Linked DNA regions of Homo sapiens: region 1 is linked to region 2. The links are chromatin loops, found by intact Hi-C in ENCODE. Cell type or tissue: mammary epithelial cell. All regions are shown on one strand.

Region 1 (2,500 bases), 440 kb after region 2:
AGTGGGCCGCACGCCACCCCTCCCTGCGGGTGGATGCTGGGTGTCCCCACCTGTGTTGAAGACACCCTCATTTTGGCCGGGGGACAAAGGCTTTTACCCAGCCTCCCCGCCCTTCTCTGAGCTCCCGCTCCTGTCCGCAAACCCCATCATGTGTGCTCGGGCCCTGGGACAAACCTGAAACTCCCCTGGGCTCCGTGGTGTTGGGGGCCCTGGGCGTGCTCTCCTACTGGTATCCCTGCAGGGCCAGCTTGGGGCGGGGGTGCGGGGTGGGAGCTGGCTTGGGTGGAAGGACCATGGGCTGGGCACCTCCCACGTGGGTCGATACGTCTTGATGCCCAGGGCAGCCAGCCGGGTCCTGACTGGGGAGATGCTGAGTGCCCACCTGGGGTCTGGGTCCCCGCCCCACGGACACCACAGACGTCCCACATGGCTTGATGGCATCGTCCTTGTCACAGGGCATTCAGCACACGGTGGGGGAACCCGGCACCTCACCTGGCTGGGCTGGGGGCCTGCAGCATCAGCGGGGTCAGGCCAAGTAGGGGTTCCGGGGGACCGGGCACAGCATCTTCTTTGAGAAGTCTCAGGCCACCCCTGGAGCAGCTGCAGCCAGGGCTGCGTGGGGACCCGCTTTGCCACGTGGCTGGGGGCTGTTGGGCTGCCGTCAGCAGAAGCTGGCGCCAGGCAGGTGCTCCTAGGGCTGTGTCCTGCCCCAGCTCCATCCCTGCAGTCCACCCCAGCCATGTTCCATGTGGGTGGGCGATGGGGCTGCAGAAGGCCGGGAGGAGCCGCTGGGGCAGCCTGGTGCTCCGGCATAGACATGCGTGGGTGGTCAAGGCAGGTCACTCTGCCCCTCTGAGCCTCAGTCTTCTGCCAGTGACGCAGGGAGACGGCACTGACTGCCTCCCAGGAGCGTCGGTGGCCTTGAAGGAGAGAGGTGGTGTCAGGCCTGTGTTCAGCAGGGCCGGTGGGGCCCTCAGTGCACCCTGCACCTTGGGGGCTCCTGGCCCCCCTGTTGATTGGCCCCTATTCTCAAGGTTACCGGTGCTGGGCTGGGTGGGGACTGCTGTCTGGTTGGGGGGGGCCAGGCCAGCAGGGTGGTGGTGGCACCAGGATGGACAGTGGCCTGGCCCTGGGGCAGGTGTGGCCCCTCAGTGAACTGACCCTTCTCTGCTTCTTTGGGGTCTCTACTGGGCCTGAGTCTGGGGTTCCCTGATTTTTCTAGTTTGGGTAAAAGCCAAATTTTGTGAGCATATTAAAGAGTGGATGCTGTGAGTGCAACGCACTCTTCATCGCCACCTTGTGGTTGAGGCGGTGACAGGACATCAGGAAGATCGCCCAGAAACTGCAGAGTGAGAGCCACTCAGCGAAGCACAGCCGGTTTCAGGGAGGGGAAGGATGGACACGAGTGGGGAGGTCTGGGCAGGACCCCGAGGAGGGAGCAAGCACACTGTCCCACCCCAGGTGACGCGGCGCACGGCGCGGATGGTGGCCGAGTGGCAGTGTGTGGGCTTCTGCCACGGCGTGCTCAACACCGACAACATGAGCATCCTGGGGCTCACCATCGACTACGGGCCCTTTGGCTTCCTGGACAGGTAAGTGGCCCTGGGGCCCAGCAAAGTGCAGGCCCCAGGGCTGGGGGGTGCGGGCTGCATGAAACCTGCTGCCCCCAGGCACTGGCCCGTGATGCTTGAGGGGGAGCCGAGGGGGCTGGGGGCTGATGTAGGAAGTAGAGAGTCCAGGGCAATCCCGGAGGCCTTGGCCAGGGGCTGGTGAGACAGGACCCCTGTGGGACAGGGCCAGAGAGCCACGGCCACTTGGGACCTTCCCCTGGGCCTCCCCTCCAGGGTGGCTGCACCATCTCCCGGGAACTTCCTCTCAGGCAGGGCGTGGCTCTCTTGCCCCGTGTGGCAGGTACGACCCCGACCACGTGTGCAATGCCTCCGACAACACCGGCCGCTACGCGTACAGCAAGCAGCCCGAGGTGTGCAGGTGGAACCTGCGGAAGCTGGCCGAGGCCCTGCAGCCGGAACTGCCCCTGGAGCTGGGGGAGGCCATCCTGGCCGAGGAGTTTGACGCCGAGTTCCAAAGGCACTACCTGCAGAAGATGCGCAGGAAGCTGGGCCTCGTGCAGGTGGAGCTGGAGGAAGACGGGGCGCTGGTGTCCAAGCTCCTGGAGACCATGCATCTGACCGGTGAGTGACCCAGCCGTGCCCACAGCAAGGCGCCTCCCGTGCTGTTGTGCTTAGAGATGGTTTACCTTCTGGCTTCCAGGTTCCAAGTGCACAGTCACTCCCTGGGCCCACCCCAGCCCTGGCACCCCCATTCTACTCTCTGTCTTTATGAATTTGGTGAATCTAGGACCTGCTGCGAGTGGAGTCATACGGTGCTTGTTCTGTAGTGACTGCTTATTTCACTTAGCATAAGGTCCTCAATGTTCACCCAGGTCCGTATCAGGATTTTATTCCATTTGAAGGCTGAGAAGCATCCCGTTGTGTGGACA
Region 2 (2,500 bases):
CAGCCTCCTCGGGCAGGTGTGGGCAGGTGGCCCCGACCTCTACAAGGTCATGCATTTTTTTTTTTTAGTCTAATTAAAGATTGGTCAATTTTGTTTATCTTTTCAAAAAACTAACCTTTTGTTTTGTTGATTCTTTGTATTGTTTTCTAGTCTCTATTTTGTTTAGTTCTATTCTGATCTTTATTATTTCCTTCCTTCTATTAATTTGGGGTTTGGCTCATTCTTGCTTTTCAGTTTCTTCGAGGTGCACTGTTAGGTTGTTTACTTGAAGTCTTTCTATCTTTATATATGTAAAGTGTATCTCTTTATCTATCTATCTATGTAGATAGATAGATAGATACAAAGAGACAGGGACTTGCTCTGTCACACAGGCTGGAGTGCAGCGGTACAATCGTGGCTACCTGCAGCCTCGACCTCCTGGGCTCAGGTGCTCCTCCCCACTTAGCCTCCCAAATAGCCAGGACCACAGACACACACCACCACACCCAGCTAATTTTTGTATTTTTAATATAGATGGAGTTTCATTATGTTGGCCAGGCTGGTCTTGAACTCCTGACCTCGTGATCCACCCACCTCGGCCTCCCAAACTGCTGGGATTACAGGCATGAGCCACCGTGCCCGGCCCTGACTGTGTCTTTTCCAATAGCCTGTCTTTGAGCTCATTGATTCCTTCCTCTGCTTGACCCATTCTGCTGTTAAGAGCCTCTATCAATTTTCCAGTTCAGCAGATGTTTTTCTCACTTCCAATATTTCTGTTTGATTTTTTAATTTCAATATCTTTGTTAAAATTCTCTGATAAGTTTCTGAATTGATTTTCTGGGTTATCTTGGAGATCGCTGAGTTTCCCTACAACTGCTATTTTGGATTCTTGATCAGAGGCTCACATGTGGCCATCTCATTAGTCACTGGTTCCTTGCTTTGTCCCTTTGAGTGGTTCACAGTTCCCCGTTTGCTTGTTTCTTGTGAATGCACATCTGCGTCTTTGCATTGAAGGATTAGTTATTTATTCCAGTCTTCTCTGTCTGGCTTGTTTTGGTTTTTACTGGGTATGTTTGCTTAGAGACTCTTTGCCATGTACCTGTTGAATTTTTTTTCTGCTAGGTTGCTGCCTCCTTCTTCGGCACTAGAGGGCAACATAAGTCCAGGTTTTCCTCAGCTCCAATAAAGGATCAGAGTGGGGCTTCCCGTCCCAAATGGGGAAGGTCCCACAGGGGATAGCCCGGCAGTGTGGGAAGACTGGCTGGCGGTCCATGCCCAGGGAACCTATGGACTGTGCCTCCTACCATGTAGCTGAACAGCCTGACTTGGTGCCTCCTTTGGCTGCATTACAGGGCAGTTTTTAGAGCTGGAGATGCTAGTCCCACCTCTTCCCTTTGTCTCTGGCTGGCCTCAGGGATATTTCTCCTTTAAGCATTCTGAATGCTTCCCTTGGGTTGAAGCAGAACAAGTCTCCTGCCAGGGAGCCCAAGATACTGGGAAGCTGGTAGTCCACCTTGATCTCATTTTTCCAGTGCAGAAGCCATGAGTCAGGGGAGATTTGCCCACACTTGGTGCAGGTAGACTGGGGGAAGGGACATCATAGATATAGAATTCCAGTTCTCTTACTGCTTGCTCAGAGTTTATTCACTTCTCTGTGGCCCTGGGGACTGTCTCATCCTCGTATTTGAGTTCTGGGATGTTGCTGGAGATAATCTTGGTGCTGAATATTTGTTTTGGATTTTCTGTGGCAAAGAGTGAAGCCAGCTTGCTTCTATGCTGCCATCTTGGAACTAGCCATCTCCTCAATTCTTTTTTCATTTGCTTTTAATTATAGGTGATAATAACAAGTGAACTCCATAAACCAGCAGGCGCCACGTGTGGGTGCATTTGCCACATATTGATCCTCCAAGGTGGGGGTTGGCTAACCCACCCTGGGCTCTACTCCCCACCCCCCACCTGGCTCGCCCGTGGGGGCGCCATGGGAGGCCGGTTGCTGAGCCCCAGAACCTGGCTGTCCTCACCTGTAGGACAGGATGGGGTGGGGAGTCAGAGGAGGCAGGGAGGAAGTAGAGGGTCTTGGTGCTTCAGACTGGGAGTCCCCACAGCTGAGCTGATGTTAAAACTCTGGGGCGAGAGATCAACAAGAGATGTGCTTCATTTGCAACGGGAGAAACTGTAATGAGATGAGGTAGAGCTGCACTAAGAGTCAGTGAGCAGACATTGTAAGTGAATGCTAATGTCATGAAATATCCACGCAGGAGGGGTCCTAGCTCCGCAGAGCCGTTGCCGGCCTGGTCAAGGGCCAAGCTCACGTGCAGGCCCCCTCCAGGGAGTCCAGGCTTCTTACTGCGTCGCTGAGTCTGGCTGCCCCAGCCCCAGGGCTCCCAGAAGCCCCCACTCACACAGTGGAGTACGCACCCCACCATGCCCCCTGGAGGGGGGACTTTGGCTAGGTCCCGAGAGTGGGGGGGCAGGGGGACCTCTGGGCACTTCACTTTGGACACTCATTATACTGAAATAT

The links. A loop is a pair of places that touch in the nucleus more often than their neighbours do. Peaks named below come from ENCODE experiments on the same cell type or tissue, not always from the same donor. Only the 100,000 strongest peaks of a DNase experiment are listed, where the experiment ranks them.
Region 1: it touches region 2 in a loop (13-fold over the local background); 6 of 110 quality-filtered maps call a loop at or near these places.

The regions. Positions count from the first base shown.
Region 1 is chr22:50,208,720-50,211,219 of GRCh38, forward strand. SELENOO (selenoprotein O) reads left to right here. Exons shown (of 9, transcript NM_031454.2): 4 at 1,462-1,592; 5 at 1,912-2,192. SELENOO-AS1 (SELENOO antisense RNA 1) reads right to left here and starts at 1,462. Exons shown (of 2, transcript XR_938352.3): 1 at 493-1,462; 2 at 1-50. In mammary epithelial cell, a CTCF peak has its summit at 1,298 (motif pointing left); no DNase peak of the experiment used is centred here.
Region 2 is chr22:49,766,357-49,768,856 of GRCh38, forward strand. No RefSeq gene overlaps it. Among named protein-coding and RNA genes, the nearest start is that of BRD1, 60 kb to the right of the region's middle. In mammary epithelial cell, a CTCF peak has its summit at 1,130 (motif pointing right); no DNase peak of the experiment used is centred here.